Linked DNA regions of Mus musculus: region 2 is linked to region 1. Evidence: chromatin loops called from intact Hi-C (ENCODE). Cell type or tissue: heart. All regions are shown on one strand. Each heading gives the region's core, and the rest is flanking DNA. Links, peaks and the distances in the headings are about the cores only.

Region 1 (15,337 bases), core at 3,893-11,892:
TCTTCAGGCTTGAACATGAAATGTTAACTAAGATCAATTACCAAAAAAGACTCTTGCCTGAGGAGCCAACAAAAGTAGACTGTTGAAACAAACTGACTTAGCAAACAGAGGTAAGGTTAAACTTATTGTCTTTAGAGCTGCTGAGAAAAAGAAATATCCATTAGAGGAAGAAGGGAAGGTCATGATGCAAGAGATCTGCTGTGGTCATCATAGCTGCGTGGAGGATGAACTGAACTGGGGTGAGGGAAAGTAATGTGAGGGTGCAAAGAAAGGCGGCAGTCTCCAGGCTAAGGGGGCAGGGTAGGGGTAGAAGACATCAAATCTTCCTGCATTTGACTTTGGGCTTCCAGCCTTCAGAATTATGGCGTTTTGTTACACCAGCCCTAAATGATGCTTTAAACTTATATAGTAAAACTATCTCCATCAGAAACAGCCAGAGAAAAACTATCAGTAACCTTTCAAAAAGCACTAATAAATATTGATGCTTTGGGCTTAGAGGGCTCACAGAAACTGAAACTGCATCCACAGCTTGTATGAGACTGTGCTAGATCAGTGCTCTCAGCAAATGTCTAGCTTAAGAAGTGATGAGGCAAGCCGGGCGTGGTGGCACATGCCTTTAATCCCAGCACTTGGGAGGCAGAAGCAGGCGGATTTCTGAGTTCGAGGCCAGCCTGGTCTACAGAGTGAGTTCCAGGACAGCCAGGACTATACAGAGAAACCCTGTCTCGAAAAACCAAAAAAAAAAAAAAAAAAAAAAGTGATGAGGCCTGGACAATGCAAGTTGCCTGCATTGCAAGTATCATCGTTTCATCTGAAGTGTGTTTAAGGAGAAATTTCTGCTTTCAAATTCAAAGTGCCGAATCTTTTTCTAGTACCTGCTTGGCTCATTGCTTATATATGTGTGTCTAAACTTCTGCACGTCTGTCTGACTGCTTATCTGTCATGTACCTAATGCCAGAGGAATAATTCTGGAATGATTTCCTATTTAATAGTGTGAAATTGTCACTAAGATTAAGTTTTTTACTGGGTCATCAAGATCTAGTCATTAGGAGGTAGAACCCAGAGGGTCAGCAGAAAGTTTATCTATCTATCTATCTATCTATCTATCTATCTATCTATCCATCCATTCTATTTGAAGAAAGTGGGAGAGTTCTAAGAGCCAAGATTTCACGGTTCATGGGTGTAAACACCAACTCAGACTTCTGACATAGTCGTGGTTTACTGTTAGCATCTAACCCTAAGGGAGATAGATTCCAGTTCCCAAGACCAAAAGGAACGGAGCAAAACAGTTAGATACAGAAACCTGTGAGTTACCAGCTGAGGACATAAGTTTCGGGCGGAATCTTTGTCTTCAGAATCTTTACCATAATCCAGACCTCATACCTCCACCAGGTCTGCGACAGCCAGGGGCACACGAGGGACTCACGGTAACAACTCTCCGTGGGAGGGGACCGGCAACGAAAGACGCAGGACAAAAGAGAGTACCTGACTTGTGGATTTCTCAGGACGGAACTCCAAATCCCTCAACACAAGCTGCATTCTAAGAGTCTACCTCGGTACCAGCGACCAGCTTAGAATCCCCTGCTTCCGCCCACAGAACTTTGTCCTTCAGCTAGCTTACTGAGCATGCGCAGAATCTAGATCACATGCACTTGCTGAGTCCAATTCAAGTTCCAAACTCAAGAAGATGGGCGTTCCTCAGCGTAGGGCGGAGTCTCTGAGACTAAAACGTGTACGATTGGTCCGCCTCGGGGTCCACTTTCTTCAGTGGGCAGAGCCTCGCCTGGAGCCACAGCTGGGAAACAGTTCTCCTAATTTGGGAAGTGTCAGGCCGGGAGGGGCGTGGGGTTGGCCGGATTTTGTGTGCGCCTGCGCGATCGCTGGGACAGGGTGTGTTCCTGCTGCGGGATCCTGTTTTCGGCTGATCCAGTTCATCGCTCTCCACCCGAGTTTCCCTTGCAGGTCCCTAATCACACCCACCAGGTGTTGCTCGCTGCGGTGAGTGTGCGGGGTCCAAGTCCTCCATTAAGGACTCCATGGTGATACCCATTCTCCCCTAGGCAGCCCTGGAGAATTCAGCCTGGGCCTCTGCTCCTTTCCTGCCTTAACCTGCCCCACAACCCCCAGGCTCCCATTTTTGCCATCATCCACGTGCTTTGTTGTCCTTTGCTACAGAACATGTCCAAGTCACTGAAGAAGCTGGTGGAGGAGAGCAGGGAGAAGAACCAGCCGGAAGTGGACATGAGTGACAGGGGTATCTCCAGTATGTTGGATGTCAACGGCTTGTGTAAGTTCTCTTGGACAGTTGCTAAGTTTGTAAGTAACTGCTCTCTTGGGAGGCGAGTTTCGGAAGCCTGCCATTCCACCTTTGCTCGTCACTTGGTCACTTGTCAGGAGCTTGCAAACCACAGTTAGTTCTGCTGGGACTGGTGAACCAGATGAGAACGTCACACGAGGTGTGCTGCAGTTCCTTCTCAGCGGGTGAGGGAGCTTCATAGCTTTGAAGTCCATCTTCCATGTAGTGTCCCAAGTAGCCATTTTTGTTTGTAATTTGGAAGTCACGTTTTACTCTATGAATCATGAGCTGGTGGTACTCAAAAATTACATGCATAGTAAGAATTCTTGTGCCAGTAGTATTTTCAACATTTTCCTTCATTACGTATTCCTGGGTCATTCTCCCATTTGTGTTCAGGCATTGCTCAATCTTGTGATCCAAGCTCAGCACCCGTTTAATCAGGGTGTTGCTTTCAGCTGTGAACTTATATGACTCTTACTTTATTGTTTTTTTCTCATCTGTAAAACCAGACAGGGAACTCAGTACAAGTGGGAATGGTCATAAACTCCATTGCCTGTGCCCTTCTCATGGGCATCTCCTCTTCTCCACATGGAGACGGTTATCCCCATGTGTAAATGCTGCATCACTATCGCCAGATTTTGTGTTGAGAATTCTAGTGTCCACTTTTTCATGATCTTTAAATTCTGCAAACTAATTCTGGTCTTTGAAAACACTTTTTAAGTAAGTCACCACGCTTCTGTAGGTTCCTGTGACTTCATTTGGATCCTCTGAGAGCTTAACTGTTGAGAGTGGTACCCCCACATTCCTCAGCGGGACATACAAGGTCTGATTCTGATCATAAACCGATCCCTTCCATGCATTCATTCCAAGCGATGTTGAATAAGCTCCACTGAGTGACCCTGAGCAGCCAGATCTTCCTGACTTGCAAGTCTGTTGTCTCCTTATCTATATGCCTTTCCACCTGACGTCCCTTAACTTAACTGCCAAGAGTCAGCTCAGACATCATAGCCTATGAAAAACGTTCTCTTTCTATCTTCCTGTGTGAACCCACCTTTCTACAAGGCACAGATTGCATAGCCTTTAATTAATTAATTTTTTAAAAAAGATTTATTTATTTCATATGTGAGTACACGGTTGCTCTCCTCAGAGACACCACAAGAGGGCTTCCATTACAGATGGTTGTGAGCCACCATGTGGTTGCTGGGAATTGAACTCAGGACTTCTGGAAGACCAGCCAGTGATCCTAACCGCTGAGCCATTTCTCCAGTCCAATTAATTTATTTTTAATCCAGTAGACTCTCTTCCTCATTCGAATACCAAGAGAATATGCAATGCCATGCTTGTGTTCTTGAGAATAGTGTCTGGAACACAGTCGGCACTCTAAATGTTGATAGGAGTCAGAGTAGGATGTTAGAACATCAACCAGAGGGGAGCTGTACAGAGACCTTAAAGTCAGTGGATAGCTTCCTAGGCATGAAGACTCTTGTCTGTTCTTGGAGTACAGGCTGGGATGGATGTTGACACATTAAGGCCAAAGTGGACTGCAGACATCTAGCTATCATGAAGAGTCCTGCTTTGACATACCCTTAGCATCTTGATAACTTCTTGGTTTGGGTGACATGTGTTGGTCTCTTGCAGTAAGAATGGGTTTGTGGTGATTTTTGACACTGAAGTGTCTGCCGAGGATCTAGACACTCCCATTGCTTTGGCTTTATTTCGGTTTCCACTGCTGTAAAGGAAGAAGAGGCTAAACAGAGAGCAGGGGACCAGGTGCATCTGCGCCCTGAACAGCACCTAGTTCTCTGCCTGCTGCATGCCTCCCTATGGGCTGAAGCCTGAGCCCACAGTGGTCTGAGCCATTTGTATCATTCTGGAAGATGAAGACCCATGTAATATTAACAAATGACAAGAGTAGCTCTGCTATTTCAGTTCAGCTCCATTATCTCTTTGAAGCCTTGGCTCTTACTACAGGGGAAAAGATAGCCACTTGCTTCCTGAAGGGGAAAAAAAACTGCTTCTGGTCTAATACTGGGGGATAAAAAGCAAGGTCATTTCTGTAGTTGCTCAAACCAGAAACCAAGAGACAACATTGGTATTTCTTGGAAAGATCAGCGGAAGTTTAAAAATCTCACTCCCTCTGCTGGTGTTGGCTTAAGGAAGGGCTGGGTGTATTGAGTCCTTGCTGTCAGGACTCCTAAGAACCTGGAAGACTGTAGAGTGTTCACTGGAAGCCTGACCCTAAACTGGCTTTATCAGCCACTCACTGGATTGGAGCTCAGTGGTGGAGCGTTTGTGTAGAACATGTGCAGTTCTGGGGTTCATCTCAAACACAACACAAATAAATTTAAAACAGCAATCAGTTGGCATCCAATGTGGGTGCTATATGATAAAATTACCTCGAGTATTGTGTAAGAATTCTCTTCTTCTCTTCTCTTCTCTTCTCTTCTCTTCTCTTCTCTTCTCTTTTGCTTAGGTTTATCTGCAGCTATGACATTTAGAATGCAAGCATCCTGATTAAACACAGGAAACCATTAACTTACATGCAGAGAGAATGACTGTGTCTTGTACCCTAAGCTTTCCTTTTTTTGCATTTACTAATTTAACTTCTTAAAAATAATGTAATGATTTGGCTTTGAAGATGAGAAGGGAGGATTTGCATTTCTTTGAAGCATTTGAAATGCCAGCATTTCTGCTTGGGGGTTTGGGATGTATGAGCACACCAAAGTGTTTCCATAGATGAAGAGATGTGAGTTACCTTCTATTTTGTTGAGACAGGATCTCATGTAGACCTGGATGGCCTTGAACTCGTTTTGTAGTGAGGAGGACCCTCCTGCTTCCATCTCCCAAGTGCTGGGATCACAGGTGTGCACCACCACAGGCTACCAGTTAACCCTGCATTGGGAGCTCCTATGGAGAATGCAGTTATCATTCTGGCCTGTTTTGGGGGCAAGTATCAGTGAGACTCAGGAGGAATGAGTGTATTCTAGCAATAACCTACTCACATCTCCCTCCCCCTTTTTTTCCTCCTGTAAGTTGGTGCTGAGGCCCAGCTTGGGGTTTGAAATGTGAAGGAGTCATTTCTCGTTGCCCTTCTGTTGAGTCTTTGCCAGTTAACACTGTTGAAGGAATTGAGAGCGTACCTGTCTGTGACTCTATTCTTGGGTCACCATCTCTGGGAGGCTTCTCAAGGCTCTTAAATTTTAACCCAGCCCCCTCCAGCTTGGCCAGCTTGTCTCTCCTGCATCCCTCTGTCTGGCAGTGCCTGGAAAGAGTTTCTGGAGTGAAGACTATCACTGCTTTTAGTTAAGAAATCCTTATTTGAAAAGCATTTTATACAATACATTCTGATTGGGCTTTTCCTCTCTTCTGTCTCCCACCTATCCTCTCTGCCCACCCAACTCCACTCCACACCCTTTCTTTCTCTTTAAAAAACAAACATACAAAAAAAAAATAAAAAAAGAAAACTGCAGAAACAATTCTGTACAACAGCCTCCAACACACACACAGAAAACAAGAAAACAAAGTGTACAAGCCAAAGACCAACAAGACAAAAACATCCAAACTAAGCAATAGGAGACAAAAGATCTACAAATATAGCATTGAGTTTGTTGTTTTTGACTGGGTACTCCTGAACAGGGCATCTACCCTAAGTATGGCTAATATGACCCATGGAAAACCGTTGGAGAAAACTAATTTTTCCTTTGCAAGCTTGAGTCTCATCCGGCTTGAACCTGTGCTGATGCTGTGGCATGCTGCCACACTCTGTTGTGTCCTGTTGTGTCTGGCGTTCTCCCTCCCCTCTGGCTCTTCAAATCCCGCTGCCTCCTCTTCCCCATAGCTCCCCAATTCCCGAGGGCAGAAGCTGGAGGAGGAGACCTTTAGGACTGAATACTGTGAATCTCTCACTGACTGTACACTGTCCAGTTGTGGGTCTGTGTATCAGTTCCCATCTACTGTGAGAAGACGTTTTTCTGAGGACGACTAAGCAAGGCACTGATCCATCAGTAAAGAAAGAGTGTGCCATTAGGAGCCATTTTATTGTATGTTCTTTTAGTAGAGCACCGGTATTTGGTTTTTCCCTGGGCCATGGCTTGTCTACTCTCAGGCTCTTGGCCATCCAGTGGTCAGGCATGGTTTCCATCTCATGGGCCGTAAGGCTCGTTATCTGTGTTTCTGACACCAGCATATTTCCTGGGCAGGTCACTGTTGAAGGTTGCAACATTGCAGCTCAATTGATGATGCCTTTCTCATCTGGTAGGTAGCATACAGAGTACTGGAATGCTATTCAGTAGGGGCACAGGCTCTGGTATGGCAGCAGCACGCCTTCTCCATGTTCAGTGAGAGATGTGGGTGTTCTCTTCGGCAATAGGGCCTTCCTGTCAGTTTGTGGAGAGCAACCAATGGCCTGAGATATTCGTGGGTTTACAGTGGGGATCCTTTGCCATTCTGGCACTGGAAGTTTTACCTGGTGGTGAAAGGTTTTTAGTTGGGGCACTGTCTCCCCCATTCTTTGGTGATTCTACGTATCTCTCTTTCATACATGTATTTATTTTAGGAAGCTTCCGCAGTATAATGGCCCTCCCCGCATTCCTTCCTCTGCCCCTCTCTCCCATCTCCCTCCTCATTTAATCTTCCCACTCTAGTCCCTCCTTTCCCTGTCTCTCCTTAATAATATGTTCTATTTCTCTTTCTTTGGGAAATCCTCTCCTCAACACTAGTCCCTTACTACACCCCTAACCACTGTGGATATATGGATTATAGCACATATCTCGATGGTTTAAAAGCAAATAGCTACATACAAGAGAAAACTTAGAATATTTGTCTTTTTGTTTGGGGTTATCTCATTCAGGATTTTTCCCCCCAGCCCCATTTATTCATCGGAGAATATCATAATTCCTTTAAAAAACAAACAGCCGAATAGTATTTCACTGTGTAAATGAACCCCATTTTCATTACTTCTCAGTTGATGGGCATCTAGGCTATTTCTGGCTATGATGTATGGAGAAGCATTGAACACGGATGAGCAAGTGTCTCTATAGCAGGCACAGCGTCTGTCCGGTAGCTGCCCAAGAATGGTGTAGCTGGATGTTGAGGGAGATAGAACCCCAGCTTCCTGAGGTCCTGCCATGCTGGTTTGCATAGTGGCTGAACAGGTTTGTACTTCCACCAGTGATGAATAAGTGGTCCATTTTCTTCGAATCCCTGTCAGGATATGCTGTCATTTGTTTTATTGATTTTGGCCATTTTGACTGATGTAAGATGAAATCCCAAAAGCAGTTTTAATTTGTGATCCCCTGGTGGCTAAGTATGGTGAATGTTTCTTTAGGTGTTTCTCAGCCATTTCTGTTTGTTGTTGTTGTTGACTAAATGCATTTTCATGAGGGCACTACTCCTAGAGATTTCTTTGATATTGAATCTTTATTCAGTGATAAATTAATGTTTACTGCATTATGACCATAAGGTTGGGCACTGGATAATAAAGCTGATTTCCCATAAGACATCACACTACCCACGGCTTGCTGTTGTGCCAACTGTTATGAGACTGGGAGTCTGTTTTAGAGCTGGTGTGAATAATGGCTTAAAATCACCTTTGATACATTTCTGTACTTGCCTGAGAGAAAGCCTTGTCTCTGTTCGAGAGATCTTCTAAGACCCTGAGAATGCTGGAGGTGACTTCATGCAGAAGAAGAACTTTTGCGTCTTTGAATAGTGACTTTGCACAGGTTGATATTTTTTGATTTTTCAAAGCAGAGGAGTGGGCTGTCTATGTCACAGTTTGACCAGTAGAGGGCAGGGTTAAGCTGCTTATAAGAGGCATTGCCTCCTCTCAAGTTGCTTTGAAAGCATCTCATCTCTCCTTTTTGTGCAGAGGCCAACCACTTAATGGCACATGACCTGTGGCACCTTACAGGTGAGCAGAATCTCACCCATGCTTAGCATTTTGGTCGGAAACTTCTTCCATGTTGGTGCCTTTCACGCCTTCTCAAAACAAGCTCTTGAGTGCAAGATCCAGTAGAATCTTCAGTTTCGTCAGGGTGTGATGTTTAGTCATGGAAGATGGTAATGTGAATTTAAAATGCTGGAAAAGTTAAAAAGGAAAAATGGTGTATTTTCTTAATATTTCCTAAAGACATTAATTATATTTATATATAATATATAAAATACATTTATAAATATATTAATAAATATATGTTTATATAATATTAATTATACGTGTTAATATATTATATTGTAGACAATATTATATAATATAAATATATATTTGTATCACATATAATACTATGTAAATATAGTAATATAATTAATTAATCTCTTAATTTTAATCAAGGACTAATTCCTTAACAAAATTCTTCTATTTTCTTACTTTTTAGTGCTACTCTAACAAAATGCCAAAGACTGGGTTCCTTAAACAGAGGCTCAGTTTCTCATAGGAAGTCTAAGATGTATTGGTAGCAGGGTTCCTGAGGCACCTCTGCCTCACTTGCAGGCTTCTGTCTTCTCCCCATGTCTTCAGATGGGCTGTACCCTGACTGTGTACACTCCTGGTGCCTGTGTCAGGCATTCCTTCTCTAAGGACAGTGGTCAGCCTGGATCAGGGTCTATCCAGGCAACACATTTGAACCCACTGAACTCTGTAAAGATCATCTCTGCAAATAGTTTTATTCCAGGGACCTAGAGGTCCGGGCTCAGACATGAACTTGGGGCATATGAGACCATTTATACCATCTGCCCTGGAGGTTCTCACTGAAAGAGCCCTGCGTGCTCTTGTGTTCCTGTCACCATTGGGTGCATGTGATCTTTGCCCGACTTCTGTAGATGAGAGAGCGTCGTCTGTGCTCACAGCATCGTGATAATGGTGGAGTCAACGTTTGCATCTCAGTGTGGCTGGCATCCTTTCTCTTTGGTACTGTGCTGTGTTTTCTGCAGGCTTTCACAGCCAAAAGTTGCCAGGCCTGGATGGACACTGTCAAAGGAAAAATGGAGCCCATAACCAGGCCTGACTGGGGTTTACCCGCCTGTCAAAAAGAGTGCTTCAGCTTTCTCTTGATCGTTTTATTTTTAAAAGTTTTTATACAATGTATTTTGATCATATTCTCTCCCTTTCCCCAAGTGCACTTAGATTTCTCCACCCACCCGCCCACCCAGATTTATGTTCTTTCTCTCTTAAGAAGTATTCTTTCTGTGGGGTGGGGGAGGGGACCGAGGTGATTGGTAACTGAACTTGGGACTCCTTGCACGCCATTGAATATAGCCATAGTCAGTTTTAAATTTTTTTTTATTCTTAAGATAGGATATCAATAAGCCCCCTAGGTAGCTCGGCCTTACTCTCGATCAGAGAGACCTTGAACTTGACTATGTTCTGCTTAGCCTCCCAAGAGATGGAGATTAAAGCCTTGCCTCGAACGCTTGGCTCAGGTTCCTAATTCCTTCAAACACTGCATTAGGCTTGTAAACTATGTGCCTCCTGACAGCTTAGTTTAGGCTGAGCATTGAAGGAAACACAGGAGCAGGCCAGTCTCCATCCAACCAGAGCTCAGTACCCCGCCCTCACCCTCACCCCTCTTTGTGGTTTCCTGAGAAGCCGATAGTCCTCTAACAGAGTTTGGTGACCACATGTGAGATCTGCTGTTAATTTAGTGATTTACTGTATACTAAGATTTCTATTGTACATCTTAATTCATTAGCCTGTGACATTCTTTGTGTTACAGTGCTGAAAAAAGACTGTGCTGGGGAGACACTGGTTCATGTGCAAGCAAAATAAGTCAGAATGACAGAATGTCATAATGATCTGTCCCTCTAGAACAGTGGTTTCCAACCTGGGGATTGCAACCCCTTTGGGGGTTCAACAACTCTTTCACAGGGGTCGCCTGAGACCACCAGAAAACACGAATATTTACATTAGGATTCATAACAATAGCATGATTATAATTGTGAAGTAGCAATAAAATGAGTTTTGTGGTTGGTGGTCATCACACCATGAGGAACTATATTCAAGGGATGCAGCACTAGGAAGGTTGAGAACCAGTGCTGTTGAGGATCCTTCTGTTCCTACATGCTTCTCTGTACTCTGGATGCAGAATAGTTTTTTAAAGTTAAGGAAGACCAGGGCCAAATGAGCAGTGATATCATGAGATCAGGTATCTTAAGGGAAAGGGAATTTACTTTCTCAGTTTTTCAGAGAGTATTATTCAGACTGTATAAATAAATGACAGCTTCAACAGTCTTCCTATGCTAATACATTTTTATTACTTTTAAATTATTTTTCTGTTTTTGTTGAGATTATAGTATCATTATATTATTTACCCTTCCACTTCCCCCTTCCAAGCCCTCCCACATAGACCTCTTGCTCTTCTTCAAATTTATGGCCTCTGTTTTCATTAATTGTTACACACACGTATCCATGTATATTCCTAAATACACACTAAGGACAACCTGCTCAATCAGTAGAACATTACTTGTATGCGCGTCTTCAGGGCTGTCCATCTACAATACAATTCCTGAACCTTTATGGATCATTGAGGAAGATGGGGCAGAAAAAGTGTAAGAGCCAGAGGCAAAGCTGTGAGATTGTCACCTAGTCAGAAGTCACACGCATGGAAGTTCACCAGTCTGTCTGCCTGAATCTGAGCTAAACAAGGAAACATGGACACATGGAAAGGGAAGGCCAGGAGGCCTCATCCGTAAACCAAACCCACAGGCAACAAGGGGATACTGAGAATGGGAGAAATGGTCTCTCACCCAGGGAAGAGCACACCAGCCACTTACTAAGTACCGAGTGGTCAGCCTTGAAAGCAGTTTTCCCTTCTAGCTTTGAATGTTTAAGTCTTCAAGGCATGTCAGACATATTTACTTAACAGATTATGTGTTTCTATTCTACAGACTGTGCACTTTGTTAAGATAACATGTCACATATATACATATATCTATATGTATACATATGGATATCATGTGCGTGTGTGTGTGTGTGTGTGTGTATTCCCAGTCCCCTCAGACAGCCATGATGGCCTGGAGCTTACTATATAACCAGACTGTCCTCCACGTCATGATCTTTCTTGCAGCTTCCTCTGGGTGCTGATATCACAGCCATGCATGCATCACTGTGCTGGACTCTGTAGAGTTTATTAACACTTGCTCACATTTATCACATACAGCTGTGTAACTCTCATAGCAATTACATTTTAAACTCATGGCCCATGTGATGATAATGATGATCCAGTTAGTGGCAGGGGGAACACGCTAAGCTAGCCTACCTAACAGTCCATCTGTGGTAGATGGAGGAATTGACTCCAGGCCTCCAGATGTCAGAAGCCACATTCTGGGTTTCTTCTAGTTCCCTGTTCCAAACTCTTCTGTCAAGATAAGTATAAATCCCGCGTAGGAGACAGAGATAATTGGTAATTGAGCAAGTACACTTAGCACTTGCCGCCGAGCTGCTTATGTGCAAGAAGCCACAGTTCCTGCATCGATGGGCTAGTGGCTTTCTTGCCATTTAGGAATGCATTCATGGATGCCATCCATGCTCATACCATTTGAGCCGAGGGAACTGGAACTCTTTTCGCCCAAACATTTTGTCTTAGTTAGGGTTTTACTGCTGTGAACAGACACCATGACCAAGGCCACTCTTTTTTTTTTTTTTTTAAAAAGATTTATTTATTTCATTTATGTGAGTACACTGTTGCTGTCTTCAGACACACCAGAAAAAGGCGTCAGATCCCATTACAGATGGTTGTGAGCCACCATGTAGTTTCTGGGAATTGAACTCAGGACGTCTGGAAGAACAAGCAACCAGGGCTCTTAACTGCTGAGCAACCTCTCTGGCCCCCAAGGCAACTCTTATAAGGACAACTTTTAAATGGCATGCTTACAAGTTCAGAGGTTCAGACCATTATCATCAAGGCGGGGAACATAGAAGCATCCAGGCAGGCATGGTACAGGAGAAGTTGAGAGTTCTACAACTTTATCTGAAGGCTGCTTGCAGAATACTGGCAGCTAGGATGAGGGTCTTAAAACCCACACCCACAGTGACACACCTACTCCAACAGGGCCACACATACCCCACCAGGGCCACCCCTTTAAATAATGCCACTCCCTGTGCTGAGCATGTACAAACCCTCACACATTTGCACATACCTTTTAAAAGATGCCTTTATAAACACTAAGTGGGAAGCTTTTCTGTGGTCTACACATTCAGAACGGTGAAACCGAAGTGATTACAACAAAAGAGCACCTTACCGGCATCTCCGGAGCCCCTCACAGCTGCTGTCCCCTCGGGGAAGACCACTCTTCCAACTTCAGAAGCAAAAAACCGAATGCTTCCTGTTCTTGTGTATGCCACTGCAAAGACACCAAGGAGGGCCCTGTATATATACCGAGTGCTCAGTGCCGGGACCCTGAAGGCCAGCTGTGTGCCGGGACTCAGCAGGCCAGCTGTGTGCCTGTAATACTCATTTATATGCAGTTGGTTCTAGATATCTAGACACCATTTATCCAGCCCACCATGGATGGACATTTGATTAGTGCTTTGGTTTGGATTTGAACTCCCCAATTCTTAATTCCTGTCTTGGTACTTTTGGGAAGTAGTAGAAACTTTAAGAGGTAAGTAGACTCTGAGGGAGGCAGTCACTGGGGCAAACCCTATTTATGGGGCGCTTAGTATCTCACCCTTTCTGCTTGTGTTTTGTTTATTTCACAACCAGGAGGTCAGCAGGTTTGTTTCAGCCTCAAAACAGCAGAGCTGTCTTGGTCTGTGTTCTATTGCTGTAAACAGACAGCATGACCAAGGCAACTCTTTTTTTTAAAAAATGCTATTTATTTATTTTTGCTTTATGTACACTAGTGTTTTAGTTGCATGCGTATCTGTGTGAGGCTGTCAGATTCCCTGAAACCGATGTTGCAGACAGTTTGAATTGCCATGTGGGTGCTCAGAACTGAACCTGGTTCCTCTGGTAGAGCAACCAGTGCTCTTAACCACTGAGCTATTTCTTCAGCCCCCGCAGCAACCCTTTTAGAAGTAAGAATGTAATTGGGAGCTTGCTTTTAGTTTCAGATGCTTAGGTCATGATCTTTATAGCAGGGAAAATGGCAGCAGCATGCATGGCCCTGGAGCAGTAGCTGAGAGTTAAATCCTGACCAGTAGGCAGCAGACAGAGAAAGATCTGCCATGGGCTTTTGAAACTTCCAAGCCTCCCACCCGCCCCCACCAATCCCATGATACATTTCCTCCAACCTCCTGGGGGCCATTTTTATTCAAACCGCCCCAAGGGTCAAGCAGCCAGGAGCTGAAACCTCCAGAATGTGCCCCAGTCAGCTTATTCTAGTTGTACTACATCAGTACAGTTACAGAAAGCTACCTAAGACAGGTATTTTCCAGGTAGGGCTATTATAAACAGTGGTGCTGTGAGCATATGGAGATACATTTTGGTGAACATATGCATGCACTTCTGTTGGTTAAATACCAAGGAGCAAATTGCTGGGGGGTGGAGTGTGCACCCATATGCTTTAAAAATGCAAAGCGAGAATCTCCAAAATAGGGGAAATATTTGAGAAGTATGTGGCTGACCCACACTGAGCACTCTTAACGTATAGTGGGCTTTAAAAATGGCACTAACCAGATCAACCAAGGCACTTTCTAGAACATTGTGCCCTTCAAAGCAAGTTTTTCATGTTTCAGATCTCTCTCTGGGAAGCATCACACTAATGGATCCATCTGATGTGCACAGGAGGCTTCCAAACATGGCTACATGGTTAACAGTGTCACGAGGGAATTACTAAGACTGTAGAGTGCAGATCAAGAACGATGCAGGTCTGGATGTAGTGCCAGGGTCAGGGTTTGCATTGAAAAGTAAGTTTTGCTTCTTTATGGGCTGTGTTTTCATAGCTACTGTTGCCCAAGTTCAGATTGTTCACATTAGTTGTTCTAGATAAAATACCCTGATAAAAACAAATGAAGAGAGAAGGGTTTCCTTTGGCTCACTGTGCAAGTGCCCTGAGCTTGAAGCAGTGAGGACATGGAGTCCAGAGTTGGAAAGCAGAGAACAATGCATACAGGCATGTGTGTTCAGCTTGTGTGATGGTTTGCATATGCTTGACCCAGGGAGGGAGTGGCACTATTTGGAGGTGTGGCCTTGTTGGAGTAGGTGTGTCTCGGTGGGCTTGCCATTTAATACTCTCATCCTAGCTGCCTGCCTTGAAAGTCAGATTTCTCCTAGCAGCCTCCAGATGAAGATGTAGAACTCTCAGCTCCTCCTGCACCATGCCTACCTGGATGTATCCATGCTCCCACCGTGATGATAATGGACTGAACCTCTGGACCTGTAAGCCAGCTCCAATGAAATGTCCTTATAAGAGCTCCTTGGTTGTGGTGTCTGTTCACAGCAGTAAACCCTAGCTAAGACAGTTTGAAGTCTCTGTTTTAATCAGTCCAGGACCCCCTGCCCAATTAATACTATTTTTGTATTCTGTTCTGTATTTTACTTTAATAAATTTATGGGCTTTGCTTTCATTTCAGATTTATTTTCATATTTCAAGTTTGTTTTACTATTAGCACTTTGCACCTTCTGTTGTTTCCAAACACATAACAGCTCATGCATAGATAATCCAGTGCAGTCCTCCTTCCCTGTCTGTCTGTACCCTCCCTCTCCAGGGTCTCGAGGATTTCTGACTTGCCCTGTCTTGATTGTAGGCCCTGTCTTTGTAGGAAGCCCAGTGGTGGTCATTTTTTTAGGTCATGGGGTAGACTTGTTCAGCTCCTCAGCTCTAATAGGCTGCACCCTCAAAGTTAGGAGTGGACACCCCTTCCCCTCTTTATCTACTCCCTCTCCTCTCCATCTGCTGAGTTCTGCAGACTTTGGCTCTCATGGGGTTTGTTAGACAGTCTTCTGTTTTCTCTCATGACAGCCATAGTGACACCATCGATCTTCATGGCTTTGGAGTTTGGAGTTCACGGAATTTTCTGAGGAGTTTTTTTTTTTTTTTTTTTTTTTTTGGTCACGTTTTTGTAAACTGAACTTCATAGAAGTTCTTTGTTTTATTAAAAATTCT
Region 2 (15,337 bases), core at 2,837-10,836, 1.3 Mb after region 1:
CAAAACACCAATATCTATAAATTTTTAAAGAACAGATTTTCTTGATCAAAAAGGAAAACAACACTTCCAAACTATATTAAATCTAAGATATAGGAGTGACATTGGGTAGATCATAGTTTACTGCCGGAGAAATCCAAACTAAAAGTGGCAAGTCAGAAGGTGACTTCTCTGCCACATAAAAATCTAGAAAAGAGGGCTAAAGAGATGATCTGGTCAAAATCAACAACCATAGTTGATGTGCAAGAGTGTGAACCTGAACTGGCACCCTCAGCAATTATATAAAACCTGGATACATCAGTAACCCACCATGGAGAGGAATGGTGGAGACAGAGACAGAGGGATCTCTGCAGCTCACTGTCCAGCCAGAGTCCATGAACAGGTGAGTGGCAGGCATAGTGAGAGACCCTGTTTCAAAAACACAGTGGAGATGGATTCAAGAAGACACCTGTGTTGATCCCTGACCTCCACACACACATTCATGTGAATGCACAGCTGCATGAATGCTTGTATACACGCAAATGAATATGCACATATCCCATACAGAGAGAGGGAAACGATAAGGGAGGGAGGGCAGAGAGAGAGGGGGCGGGAGAGAGATTTTTAAGTCTAGAAAGGCAACCCAGGACAGATCTGGGAGCTATATAGTGACTGATGGTCCTCATTCTTCTTTCTTATGCTTTGTCGTCAAAATGATTTCCAATAGGGCTAAAGAGATGGTTCAGTAGTTAATAACACTGACTGTTCTTCCAGAGGACCCAGGTTCAATTCCTAATACCTACATCACAGCTCATGTAATAGCAGTTCCAGGAGATCTAATACCCTCTTCTGGTCTCTAAGGGCAGTGCATACATTGATACAGAGACATACATACAGGCACACACACACGATTGATTGATTGATTGATTGATTGATCGATTAACTTAAAACTAGTTCCCACTGCATAATTTAAGGTGGCTGCTCTATTATGTATGGATTCCAGCTTGAAGAAAAGCAGCATGACCTTGTCATTTAAGAGAAATATCAAGAGAATGGGCCAGTAAGTCACACATATCTCACTTCTATTTGAAATCCAGTGGCCTGGATTGGTCACTAGTTATAAACATGGAACCTTGTGTTCAGTCGCAACCTCATTCATGTGTATAAGGGGAGGAAATATCTTAGTGGACAAGTAGAAATGTCACCCATGTTTGGGCATATTTGTCTAGTTTGAGTTGGAGATTGACCAACCCTTAATGATACCCCAGTCACTGTTTCAAGTGACATGCTGTTCTGTTTAGACCTACACAGAAATGTGCTAACAAGAACAGAATGCTGTGCTAACTCAGAGGAGTTTCAGCAACTCGTTCTAACTAAAAGAAAAAGGAGGGTGCACCTTGGCCCTACGTTAGAACACCTTTGTCTCTTATAACCTGACATCATTATGCCAAACTACTCCACATGCAGTTCCAGGTATCTGGGAAAGTCCTCATGAGAGGCCCACACCTGTTTACTCATCCATCCCTCCTGCTAGAGAGGGTGTCATGACTACACCATGCACTGTTTTCTATTTAGTCTAATATCCCATCCACATTTCATCTCCAGAGCTTGGAAATACTCCGCCCTGGTTTTGAGTGTGTGGTTCTACATATTGGGCTCCAGGCACACTGCCACTCTGGTATCTGGGAGGGGCCCACCAGCTTCCATGTGTGCAGCAGACTTTGAAGGGTGTCAAGCCGAGAGTCTGTGCAGTCCAGCCAAAAAGCTGAAACTGTTTCAATCGTTCTCCATGACAACTGCTTTGTAAAGGAATACATATCTAAGTAGCAGAGCTAAGAGTCATAGGTTTCTAAGAGGTGGAAGTATGGGGAAGGGGTGTTTGTTGGCATGGGAAGAGAGCCTTGGAGTGGTGGGCAGCCCAATGTGTAGGAGTGACCTCTTTCCTTACAATTCTTCAGATAAGGTTACTTAAGATATAGAAATGAATTTCCAGGGAGGATTAACCCCAGGCTGACCCCCATTTTCACACCTTTTGCCTGTACTTTGATCACCCAAGGAAATTCAGAGATCTTATAACTTCAGTGGAGGGACCCTGAATCCGCATCATACGGCAGCAGGAATAATAACACACCCAATGACACACCTATGGAGCTGGGAAATGCACAAGCCCAGATGCTTATGGTCAAACAGAGCACAGAAAACTATACAAGAGGATCTTTTAGCCCAGGTTAGAAGTACATTTTAACCAACAGCACAGTCCACGGAGGAAGTGGGAGAAGGGACTCGAGTATCTTCACTGTGCTCCAAAATCTTTCCGTCCCTCAGTTTCCCATTGGTGTGTGGGAGCATGCCACACTTGCACGCATGTGCATATTATATGCAGGCCTGGTTATCAACTGTAAGAGGAAGATCCTTTCTGCCCTGGGATTTGTCCCTTTCCTTCCTTCCTCCCAGGGGCCCTGTGTCCTTCCCTGTACCCCAAATCCTGTGTGTGGGACCTACACCCCAGAGAGAGCCCTTCCTGCTGAATGACTATCCACACAAGAAGTAGAAAGAGAAGGAAACGTTGCCCCTGGGTAATAGCTGGTGCCAGAAGACAAGCCTTCTCATAAGCCTCTACCTCCTCTGGTAAGTCCTTCATGTTGTAAGGTTTTTAACGTCTCTGTGGGGCTGAGAGATAACTTAGTCAGCAAGGTGCTTACCTTGCAAGCATAAGGTCCTGAGTTAAGAACACCTGAATCCACATAAAAAATATAAGTCACACGTGATTGTAATCTCAATGATTGCAAGATGAGAGGCAGAAATAATCAGATCTCTAGAAACTCAATGGAAAAGCTGAACTGGCTTTGACTATTTGTCAAAGTTCCAGGCCAATGTGAGACCCTGTCTTCAACAAAAATGGAAGGCCCCCAAGGTCCAACACATGAATGTGCATGAGCGTGCACACACACACACACACACACACACACACACACTATTACATTATCACTGCAACTGTTGCTACTGTCTGTTTTACTGTTCATTCCTCTGCCTCTAGCAACCCCCATTTCATGGTCCTTCACATTCTATGTTCATTATCTTCTTTAATTCTCACAGATCTCTATAAATCAGTTCTGCTCTCATTCCTGTTAGTCACATCAGCATCCTGCTATTGAGAAATCTTAACTAACTTGAATAGTTATACACCAAAGGATAGAGTACAGAGATGCCTGCCATTGTTTGGTCGTGGTTACTTTTAACTTTTTAAAGGAAAGCCAATTCCCCTTGCTCAGCTCTCTCCCTTACCTCCTCATTATCCTCCAATGGCATCAGAGCCATTTCACGTAGCTGACAAGGGCACACTTCACTCCGCCACGCCTACTTCTCCATCCCACCTTCCCACGCTCTAGCCCCTGCCTCCTCCACTCAACCTAAACCTGAATAAAGTCTTCACAGAAGTCATTCAGGAGCTTCCCAGTCCATTTGCTCTTCACTTTTGTACACGTTTAGTAGAATGTTTCAGTCATTTTACCAGACAGACATGAACTAAGAGGAAGGAACATGCCTTCTCCCGGTGACCTCATCGGTAAAGACATCAATTGCCACTGAGGATACAGTAAGAGGAGGTGCTCCCAGTGAAGTGCCCATGCTGGGGCATGAGTGACAAAGCTGACAAGAGAAAGAGGAACGGGGCAGGTAAGTTCTCTGGCTGGAGTTTGTAATATCACATATACACTCACACCTGCACACACACTCACATACACATACAGACACAGATGTGCACACATAATCCCCGTGCATGTTAACCTCTGGAGTGCTGGGACTGCAGGCATGAGCCACACACATGTAAATTATAATCCATATCCCATAGTATCTCTGTTTATTGTCTTTTGCTGCTGTGCATTTATCTTCTCAGAACATAGGAGGGGTCTTCCCAAAATAGCTTTTCATCGTGTTTCCTTTTCCCTCACCTGTTATACATCACTTCAGATGTCTATACTCTACGTGGGAGTGATAAAGACAGATAGAAAACTGACATAGACACAACTGATACAAATAATCCACTGATACCCTCAAAAATGTGTTTTTAGTGTTAACTGAAAAATATCATTTAACCATTATACATTACAGCAGTTATGTACCCTGAAGTGGAAATGTCTGGTTTCTTTGTATACTCAGTTGTGTCATGTGATGTGTTTCTGGAAACTATCTTATGAGAGGATGTTTTTGTTGCGAACAGACACATGGTGATTTCCTGGAAGCTGCCTGAAAAAAAAAGGGGGGGGGGTCATGTGATGTTTTGCTAGAGCAGACACTTGAGAGAACACGTGATGTTTGGAAAGGATATAAGGATAACCCAGCAGACTGTGGAAAATGCTCTGGCACTGGTTCGTCTTACAACTCTTTGCTGGTCTTTGCTGAGGATGCTGCCTGCTGTTGGTTCACTGTGCCACTCTTTGCTGGTCATCATTTGTCATGAGTTCATAGAGAGAAATACACCAAAGAACTTCTGGTGGTGTTCTGGCAGCTTCTTGCCACTTCCATGGGCTCAGGCCAATTGGCAGAGCCTCACAGTTTCTTCTGGGTCTACCTGCATCTGCTGATTCATGAATGGTGTTTGTGAGTGGATCAAACTACCACTGCTGATTCATGTGAGCTGAACTGCTGATACCCTGACAATGAAGATTGGAATTGACCCCCAGGAACTATTTGTAAACAAGTCCACACCTCCTTTGCCTTATTAACCTTTCCTTTCCACCACCTCTGGTGGGTGGTGGGCTAGAAGGGAGGTTAAAGCATTTATGTACCCTTATTAAAGTAGGTTTTGAAACATCTAAGCCTACACATCTCTACATATAAGGTATATGTATTAGGAAGGAACAGTAAAACTAGATCTTTTAAAAATATAAACAGAAAAGCTAATGTGAGACGATCTGTAAAACAGTAATTCTTGGAGGCACCAGGTTAGGGTCCCCCCCCCTCTTTCCATCTTATTTTCAGTTTCCTTACACTGACTTAATATACATGTCTTATTTGTGCATGTGTGCACACATGTTTATATGCATGCAGAGGTGCACATGTGCAGGTGTGGGGAGGGTAAGAGGACAACCTCAGCTGTGACTCACAAGTGCCATCCACCTTTTTGAAAGACTTATTTTTATTGTTCTTACTTATTCATATGTGGGAAGGGTATGTGTAGGTACCCACAGAAGCCAGAGAACTAGAGTTAGTAGTGGCCATGAGCTGCTTAACATTGAGAACCAAACTTGGGTCCTCAGCAGAGGCAGTAGATGTTCTTAACTGCTGACCTACCTTTCTAGTCTCCAAAATGCTTTTTGAGACAGGGTTTCCTGCTGGCCTGGAGCTCTTCTAATTGGCGAGGCTGGATGGCCAGTGAGCCCTAAGTCCACTTATCACTAACTGTTGTGGATGGCCCTGGTGCGTTTGTATTTTGATGTTAATTCTGCTTTCCCAGGAGGAATTGTCTGGAATGAGGAATGAGTTATACTCAGATAACATCTTATGAACCATCACCTAATGCATAAAGGAACCAATCACTGAGTGAGTAGGCAGGACTTCCGGGTTGGATAGAGGAAGAGAGTAGGCAGGAGAGAAATAGGAGCTTTTCGATAGCAATAGTGAGAGGACAAAATATAGTGTCTCCCAGTTTAGACGGATTTACCACCAGAAGATTTAGATTTAATATGGCTTACAAGATTAGGATTCTAGTTGTTGCGCCCAGCGATTGAGTTACCATTATTTCTGAACTAAGTTTGTGTGGTGTTGTCCTTCATTCTGCAGCTTGACTGGGTTCCAGAGAGAACGGTATGGCCGTAAAGCATGGGTTTGCCAGATGTGTGCCACAAAACCCCATGGGAGTTTTGAAGCATGAAGCTGGCCTGATAACGACTGTCCAAAGGGAACTTAGAGAGCAGGGTGGAGAGATTTCGGAGCCACTAAAGTCAAAGAGTCTCCACAAGATGAGAAGAGGCCAGCCATTGTCCGCCAGTGCATGGCTGGCCAGCCTGCTGATGTCTTGCTCCTTATAGAGTGGGATGGTGACATTTTTTTAATACTTCCCACAACAGCTAACTTACAAATACATGCCAGTATATCCCACTGTTTCTACATGGGCTCCTAGAGATCAGATCCTTCTGCCTGCAAGGCAAGCATTTTACTGGCTGAATCATCACAACAGCCCTGCACATATTACATGCATAACCAAAAGAACTATACACTAATTATCCTTTCAGTTAATGAAGGAACAAATGAAGTTATCGTTGACCACCTTCCCAGTCTGCCTGAGCCTGCTTTAGCTGTGGAAGTTAGTGTTCCTCCATTCTCACCTCCACTTCTCCAGCCCTTCCTCAAGTTCTCATGCACAAAAGAGCTGATGCCCGTGCTAGGACTCCTACCAATGCTGTTACCGCCATCCTCCTCACTTAAAAGAGATGTGCTTCTCCACCTCAGAGGCGCTCTGCCTGTCTCTTTGTGGTCTTGGTGATATCCTGCATGTCACATTCAACTGATGGAATGCTTCCACCCCATCACCCTCCCTCCCCTCACAGAAGAGAGCTTCTTGATCCTGCAGCACAGCCTGTGCTGGCAAGTCCTTTCATTTGGTGTTCTGGCCAGCGGACTGCTGGGAGTTTGTCTACAGATAAGCAGCGAAATTCAGAGAGGATACAGATAATTGTCAGTCCCCCAGGGAATGGAATTCTGCCATCACTGCAAACTAAAACAAACCCATGTGGAATCTGCCTGTGGACAAAGGGGGATGCCATAGTCTGGCTTCTGACTTCAGACCCTGGTTTCCCTCAGCTGGCTCTGGGTTTGTTCAGGCAAACAAAATCACAGAATGCAGACCAGACAGGGAGAGGTGGGCCAGCTGGACTTGGCCCATAAGAGGGAAAGATGTTACAAAGAGGGTCCTAAAAGAAGAAAGGAATGTTCTTCAAAGTGTCCTTGTTTTTCTCATTTGCAACTTTCTTACAACAAATTGTACTCATTTGAAATAGAGACACAGAAAGGTGCTCTCTTCATGTAAATATTGTAACAAAAGAAATGCTTCCTAGTAGGAAAAAAAAAAAAAAAGCAATGGAAGAAACCAACTTGGAGATGTTTCAAGAGAATTCAACTAGAGTCTAGTACAGCTTGAATCTAATCCCTATATTTCTGGGTGTGACCCCAGCTTGGGCTAATAGTTCCTAAGCAGCTGGTGCTACAAAGTAAGAACCTGTCTTTAAAAGCAAATGGGACTGGGTTGGTATTTCAGTCTACAGAGTGCTTGCAAAACTTGGGAACAGTGGCCCACTGCTGGGATGGCAGGACAGACAGAGCCCTGGAACTTGTTGGCCAGGGCTAGCCTACTTGGTGAGTTCCAGATAAGTGAGAAAGAACTCTCAAAAAGGTGCATAAATCAGGAAAGATGGATCAGTGGGTAAAGGCACCTTGCTCCTGAGCCTGCCAACCTGAGTTTGATTCCCTGACCCACATGGTGGAAGGAGAGAGCAAATCCCCACACAATGGCTTCTATTCTGCACACAGTTATGTGCTGTAGCAAGCACACACACACACACACACACACACACACACACTACAGAATAAATAAAAATAAAATTTTAATGTTAAAAAAAGGATAGAGCCTAAAGAAGAATACCCACATTTATCGTCTGGCTTCCACATGCACATAAACTCACAAGCACCTGCATACACATGACATTGGTCATATGACCAGTCATACAATGGAACATGACCTGGAGGTGTGGCTCAGTGGTAGAATACTTGTCTTGTATGCATGATGTTATAGGTCTCAGCACTGCAAAAATAAATATTTAGCACCTAATTTATAGCACATGCTTTTACTAAGTTTGTGTGACTCACTGGCTATTTTATGTAAATAAGATTTTAATCAAGATGGTCAACTCTCTCTCTCTCTCTCTCTCTCTCTCTCTCTCTCTCTCTCTCTCTCTCTCTGTCATGTTGAGGGCAAGAATTAGACTATTTGCTTACACCAGCAGCCACGGACTTTTGTAATCCATCCAGAGAAGCATTTCATTACGTGCATTTTAAAACCTGTCCTGAAATCACTTCAGATGAGGTGAACATCTTGCTTTACAGTTTTGTTTTTCTTTGTCCACAAAATTCCCCCTTTTCTCCACCACAAACTTTTCCTTCCCAACAACAATATTGACTGAGCAGTGTGCTGAATGCTTTCATCCTGGACCACGGATGTTCAGGTCAGCATGCTCAGAACCCTCGGATTATCATAAAAATCCCCTTAGTCCTTAGGTTCTTTGGGTTTGTGTCTCCAAATATTTTCTTTCAATTTGTTCTATCACAGGCTTTTGAGACACTGGATTCTCCCTGCCCCCGCCACCTTCCTTACCCTGCCCCTCCCCTGCCCCCACAAGCTGCTGTTTCTAGGCTAACCTTCTTTTCTCATTTCAACAGCTTTTCAAAATAATGCAAGAGAGACCAAATTAAGAAATACTTAAATTGTCAACACACTTTCAAATGTATGCCTTCAAACTAGGTTACAATGGTATACAAAATATAAGGCCTCCTCCCTTGTGCTCTCAAAATAGAAACTTTCCCTGGAAGATTTTGCTGAGAGATCTTTTTCAGCTGAGACTTAAATACATAGTAATAACGTTTTTATTACCTTCTCTTCTAACCTCATGGATGTCTGGACAGTGTTTGCTGGTCCAGACAAGATGGTAGCCACTCTTCTTTAGTCCTGGGTTTCTTTTCTGCCATGGTATCAATTGCCAGCAAGACGTGAAAACTGAAAAGTTTGTGAGCCCAACCACACCAGCCTGAGGGTCTCCATCTGTCCTTGATTTTGCAACCATCTGATGCCAATAGAAGCCAACAGAGTCACCTGCCACACTAATTTCTGGCCCATGCTCTACACCAGTTGCCTGATGCTGACCTTGTTGGATATAGTAGTGGGCCTGTTTACCCAGACTTGAGATGATGTGTACTAGATGCATGACTGCATAGCCCACATTTTAGATGTGAATTCTTTGGGGCTACAAAAAGAAACTCTTATCTCAAAAAAAATTTTTTAATGTGATGGTTGTAAAGCATTCTTTTGAAATGGAATTCTCTCAAGATTGAATGGATGGGATTTTCAATGAGAACAAAGAAAAATTAAGCCAAACAAAATGGACAACACAAGCTAGTTGGCACACCACTAATACAATCCCTGACTTCCCCTGTTTACTGTTTGGATCCTTTGACCATACACATGTGCTTGCCAGTTAAATGAGCTAGGAATCATTCTGTCTTGCTGGGGACAGACAACCTGTGTCCAAAGTGACCAAGGAGAGACAGGTGCTGATACACACAGGCCAGCAATACCCTTCACGCAAAGATTGATAGTTTGTCAGACGCCTTCCTTAGAATGAAGCCTCACTTTGGCTCTCCCTAACATCCCAGTCTTTACTTTTCCCGTCTTTCAACCCTCTCCCCCATCTCATTCTCTGCTGCCAACCCTCTAGTCATGAAGTTCAATTAATAAAACACGTAGAGCTGTATTAAAGACAATTGAGCCTAGAGATTCCATTAAATAGCTCATATGACCCGTGCCCTGCTGAGACCCCTCCGTGACCTACTCGGAAGCTGAGCAAGGGGAGAAAGGGAACTGAGTCGCTCAGAATGCAACAGGGTTGCATTTGGAAGGTGGCAAGAGAACAGTGATTTTGAAGCCAGCCTGAGCTACATTGGAGATCCTATCTCCAAAAAGTAAGTATAAATAAAAATCAATAGAGTCAGTCTACAGGCTCCTTCAACTATGGCTGACCACTTTGTGAACAAAACACCACTACTCCCCCCTCCCCCCGAAAAAAAATCTTAATTCAAGCAAGATTCTCCTCCGAGAGTAACTGCTAGTACAGAAGGCAGGCACATTTCTGTATCATAGCAGTATCATGTGATGTGTGGCCAAGTGACAAAACGCCGTATTAGTCAGTTCTTTAGAGGAACAGGGCTGATAGACTGAATATGTGAAAAATGTACATACATATCAGAATGACTTGAAGGCTGTGGTCCAGCTAATTTGGCAATGGCTGCCTCCCAGTGAAAAATCCAAGAATCTAGAAGTCCTCAGGTCTATGAGGCTGGATGTGTCAACGGCTGGTCTTCAGTGTACATCAGAATCCCAAAGTAGGAAGCTCTAATGCCAGTGAAGGGATAGACCTGCCAGGGAGGGTGAAGGCAAGCTAGCAGCAAGCTCACAGCAGCTACCAGCCTAGATTAAAGATGGCTCTTCCAACATCAAGTGATATATATTTAAGGAGGGTCTTCTTACCTCAAATGATTAAAAAAAAAAAAAGTCCCTTACAGGTGAGTTTTTAGTTCATTGTAGAGGTAGTCAAGAAAGCCAAGATGGCCATCACAACTGCCAAGGCCCAGAACTAAGGAGGACCTTGAAGGTCTCACATAGGTAAGGCATGTGACCTTTTGGCAGTGCCACAGGAGACTAGAACTTAGGAGACCAGCGAGGACTCGCTGGGGAAAGCACAGAGCAGAAAAAATGAAGGTGAGAGGTAAGGCCAGGCCCGAGAGTCAAGGGAGTGAGGCCTCCCACCTGGCCGTAACCTCAGTGAAAAGTCAGTTCCTTTCCTCTGGTCAGAGGACAGGACAGTTCATATCACCCTCTGGTGGCTGACCCACAAGTCAAATGAGCACTGGAGTGTGGTATGTGTGTGTGTGTGTTGCTCACCTCCATTCTAAGAGATGTTGCTGCTATTCATGTCAAGTGTGTAGCTGAAAAAGATTGAAAATGGGACATTTGGATATAGCTTTATGTCTTCAGCCATAAAACGAGCCTTGGCCGGTCTCTCCCGGTGTAACACAGATTACTCACCTGTGTGTGATGTCAGTGTACAAGGATGACTCATAGTAGCTGGGAATGAAATGTCCCTGATAATGTAGAGCTTGGGAGGTTTTAAAGTCCAATTAGCTCTTCTCTCCTCCTAGAAAACTCCTTTGTGTGGCCATACTCAGTTCCACAGGCTTTTTTGGTTTATCGAGACAGGGTTTCTCTGCATAGCTCTGGCTGTCCTGGAACTCACTTTGTAGACCGGGCTGGCCTCGAACTCAGAAATCCACCTGCCTCTGCCTCCCGAGTGCTGGGATTAAAGGCATGCGCCACTACACCCGGCATGCTGTGTCTTCTTAAAGGTTATTATAAAGTCATCCAGTTCTTTCGTTTTAATGTTTAGATTTTATTTTTAGAAGATATGCTGTTGAACTTAAATAGGAACAATAAAACTAGTGAGATGATAATTTTTGAAATAAAAAATAACAATTCTCCCCATTCACTCAATGTGTTTACACATGGGAGAATTTACTATACCATGGTGTGGGGTGGTGAGCTGTGCACAAGTAGCCTGGTCCCGCGGGACCCTAGTGGCCTTAAAGGACAGAAGGTGTTTGGCCACGCCTCCTGGGTCCTCGAGGTGCCCAGTGTTATCTGTGGTGCCTGAGTGAGAGTTGGAGCCCAACTCCTGCAGTTCCATGGGGACCCCAGACTGCGCCCTTCCTTCCCCACCCCGGAGCGGGGGGGGGGGGGGGGCGGGTCCTGTGGCTTCTCACAGTCCAATACCTGCCTGGCAGTTTCCTGGGGTCCGAGCAGTCAAACTTCCCCAGTCTGCCTCGCCCAGCAGCCCTAGCCAAAAGTGGATGCAGGACCCCATTTTTTTGTCCCACACCAAGGTGCAGGAGCAGAAAAGATGCTGTAACTACCATGCTGCCCTACCATGCCCAGCTTTGTAGCTCAGGGATGTTGTTGTTCACTAAACTCCAACCCCGGGGCTTAGACACCTAACAGAGAACCATCACTGATTTTTCCGGTGCTGTTTTGATGTTGCTCTGGTACTGAGACGGAGTATGAGTTTACCAGCTAGCCTTCTGGCCCTGAGACCTTCGTGGTAAATCAAGCTGGAAGGGTCCTTTTTTTATCTTTTGTTTATTCTGGTTGTTCGAGCAGCGTTCAATTCTCCATTCTGAATTTTAAATGAGAACAAACGTGAAACTAGATTTTTAAGAGAATTATGGAATTCTGGTCTCTTGTTTGTTTTGGTTTGTCTTGTTGTATTTGTAACAAATTGTTCCCTGAGACCAAGGTTTACAAGATCGAGTTTTACAAACCCAGCCTGGTGTGAGAAAATCACTTGTCCCTTGCTTCTCTCTGAAGGCTTCTTTAGAGTAATTAGCTCTCACTTTGGTCTGTCTTCTCCTTATTCAGCCAAATAGCCTGGAAACATGGAAGAATACCTTGTTTATTTTGTATTAATTAGAGATAGCAATAAAAATAAAAAGACTTTTAAACCTCCAGGACTCCAGTGCAATGCATGGAACCCAAAGTAAATGATTACCAAGTGGAGAAAGAACAAGGGACTGCCAGGCTCCGCACACACAGGGACGTGGTTTGGGCTTAGAATGACTTCCACACAGCAAATAATCTGAAAATTCTCCCTCACGATGGTCATCAAAGTATGTGTGGAGCAAAGTGAAAAGGCATATAGAACATGTACATACAGGCTATAGAAGTCATGTAGAACACCTATGTATAGGCTGTAGAACTCATATATAACATATATGTGCAGGTTGTAGAATGGTTCAGTCTTTGTCACGGCATAGTGGCCCAAGACCTTGGCTAAAAATGGTCCTTAAATGATGTACCAGAGTTCATCCTTTGCCATTCATGGGAATAATATGTATATTGTGTATCTATGAACACAAATATGACCAAAATCTGATCCCAGTTTTCAGAACATACATCAGTACAGGAATATGCTAACATAAAGCATAATCAGCAAAATTCAGACTCACAAAATCTATGAGAAAAGCAATCCAATTCTGTTTCAATAATTAAACACCAAGGGTGGGGGAAGGCCATAGGGAACTAACTATTCAGTGGTTTTGAGCATTGGTTGCTCCTCCAGAGGACCCAGGCCCACATCGCAGATTATAAACATCTGTAACTCCAGTTCCAGATGCGCCAAACCCTCTCCTGAACTTTGAGGACACCTGGCAAACACTGGTGCTGCCTATGTTCTTGCAGGCCAAACACTCATATACACAAAATGACTCTAACAATAGTCAAGAGGTACTTGAGCAGTTGGAATGTGTAGATTTTATTTCAACGAGGGTGTCAAATGAATCGCTAAAATGTTAGCACACAGTTGTATACATTTGAGCCCCAACTAGCTACTTTATGTCATATGGAATCACTAATGGTCATTTTCAAGTGTGAACATGGTGGAGTTGTATTTAAACAAAGTCCAGGAGTATGTCCTGAAGTGATGAGATTTGCTTCAAATAATCAGAGAGAGAAAGGGAAAGAGAGAGAGAGAGAAAGAGAGAGAGAGAGAGAGAGAGAGAGAGAGAGAGAGAGAGAGAGAGGTGTAAGACAAGAAATGTATAAGATTCGGACCGGTTGTGAATTAGTAATTGTTAAACTACAACAATAGAATCTGGGAACATTATCAGAACCAATTAAGCGGAGGGGGAGAAGGGAGGGAAGTTATAACATTGTGTAGAAGGAGCTCTTGTATACATTTACCTGACTGCAAGAATGACCTCAGAGAAAAGGCCAGAACCACAACCTCACACAAAGGCCACTCTAACACCACATAAAACCCACCACTGTGCACACACCTGCCAGCAGCTGCCTTTCACTCTGTGCTGATAGTGTCCTTGTCCTCCCTTCCTGTGTCTCAGTGCTGCAGGAAATCCTTTCCATTTCGACTTGGCAAACACCCCATTTGCCTCGGTTGACCTCAGTAAATCTGCCCTTGGTTGACAGGGGTGCATTGCGTCTGGGTTAACCCCTTTTCTGCAAAGACATGGATCTTTGGAGAGTCTTGTTGTTTTAACTAACACGATCACCCCCCTGTCCCATTCTGTGTATATATTTGACATTTAAAATTTTTAGAGAGAAGGGGAGACTGTCAGTACTCTCATGTACAGCAAGCAGGAATGTGTTACCACTGTTTGAAGGGCTATTTTGAATACTGGAAATAAAGTGGAATAGGTGCCTTCTGAGAGCCTATCATTCTGCTTGTGGGCTTTTAGAGAACGGAAATTCTAAGAGGTTAATTACCCTTTAAATGGCTTCTTAAACTCCTGGAGTAATGCTTCCTAACACGGCTAGGGCATTGACTGCTGTGAGGAATAACTTGCTACATTTGATGAGGGAATATGAAGAGAAAGTGTCTGGCATGACAGTATTTTCAGCACATCTTGTTACGAAATATCTAAGGATGCCTCACACTTGAGCAAGAGTGCCTCTTCCATGGGTGTTTGATGCAATAGTAGAGAAGCTGATATGGTAGAGGCATGTATCAACGAAAGGATGCTTCAGACAAACCTCAGCACATTCGGTCTTCCAGCTCCAATATCACTGAGCTTCAACCAACAGCAGATCAAATACATGGAACTGGGAAGATGGCTCAGTGGCTGTTCTGGCTACTTTTGTGTCAACTTGACACAGCTGGAGTTATCACAGAGAAAGGAGCTTCAGTTGGGGAAATGCCTCCATGAGATCCAACTGTAAGGCATTTTCTCAATTAGTGATCAAGAGGGGAGGTCCCGTTGTGGGTGATGCCATCTCTGGGCTGGTAGTCTTGGTTCTATAAGAGAGCAGGATGAGCAAGCCAGTAAAGAACATCCCTCCATGGCCTTTGCATCAGCTCCTGCTTCCTGACCTGCTTAAGTTCCAGTCCTGACTTCCTTGGTGATGAACAGCAGTATAGAAGTGTAAGCTGAATAAACCTTTTCCTTCCCAACTTGCTTCTTGGTCATGATGTTTGTGCAGGAATAGAAACCTTGACTAAGACAGTGGTTAAGAGCACTTACTGCTCTTCTAGAGGACCTCAATTCAGTTGCCAGCACCCATACCAGTGGCTAACAATCCTCTGCAGGAGATCTATTGCCTCTGGCTCCTGGAGGTCCTTGTACTCACAAGATGCACATTCCCACATGCAGGCTCATATCTAAAAACAATAAAACTGACTTTGAAATACATTACCAAAAGATATGACTGTGTTGAACATGTGTTTGTTTGAGTCTTTTTTCACTGAAGAATACAAAGAAACAACCATTTAAGAAGCATTTCTATTTTCTCAGGAGCCCTGGGTATCATAGAGATGACTGGAGGTTTGCAAAGGAATCTGCATGGGTTGGATGCAAATCTGATAGTATTTTACATAAGGAGCATGGTGTGTGTGTGTGTGTGTGTGTGTGTGTGTGTGTGTGTGTGTGTGTGGTATGGTGTGTTCTTTTACTCTTATTTGTACTCTGAAATAGTAATGAAGAAAAATAACAAATTAGCGATGCTTGCTTGATAGCTCCAATCATGGGCCCAGGG

What was found. Hi-C counts contacts between places; a loop is a spot of excess contacts. Peaks named below come from ENCODE experiments on the same cell type or tissue, not always from the same donor. Only the 100,000 strongest peaks of a DNase experiment are listed, where the experiment ranks them.
Region 2: it touches region 1 in a loop (3-fold over the local background); 8 of 42 quality-filtered maps call a loop at or near these places.

Annotation. Positions count from the first base shown.
Region 1 is chr2:13,257,861-13,273,197 of GRCm38, reverse strand. Rsu1 (Ras suppressor protein 1) reads left to right here and starts at 1,783. Exons shown (of 9, transcript NM_009105.4): 1 at 1,783-1,998; 2 at 2,176-2,287. The coding sequence starts at 2,179. It overlaps Gm13270 (a long non-coding RNA gene), which reads right to left and starts at 1,621. Exons shown (of 3, transcript XR_865976.2): 1 at 1,486-1,621. In heart, for the core only: a CTCF peak has its summit at 8,077 (motif pointing right); no DNase peak of the experiment used is centred there.
Region 2 is chr2:12,002,901-12,018,237 of GRCm38, reverse strand. No RefSeq gene overlaps it. Among named protein-coding and RNA genes, the nearest start is that of Gm34768, 110 kb to the right of the region's middle. In heart, for the core only: no CTCF peak of the experiment used is centred there; a DNase peak (open chromatin) is centred at 6,577; H3K27ac peaks cover 802 bases.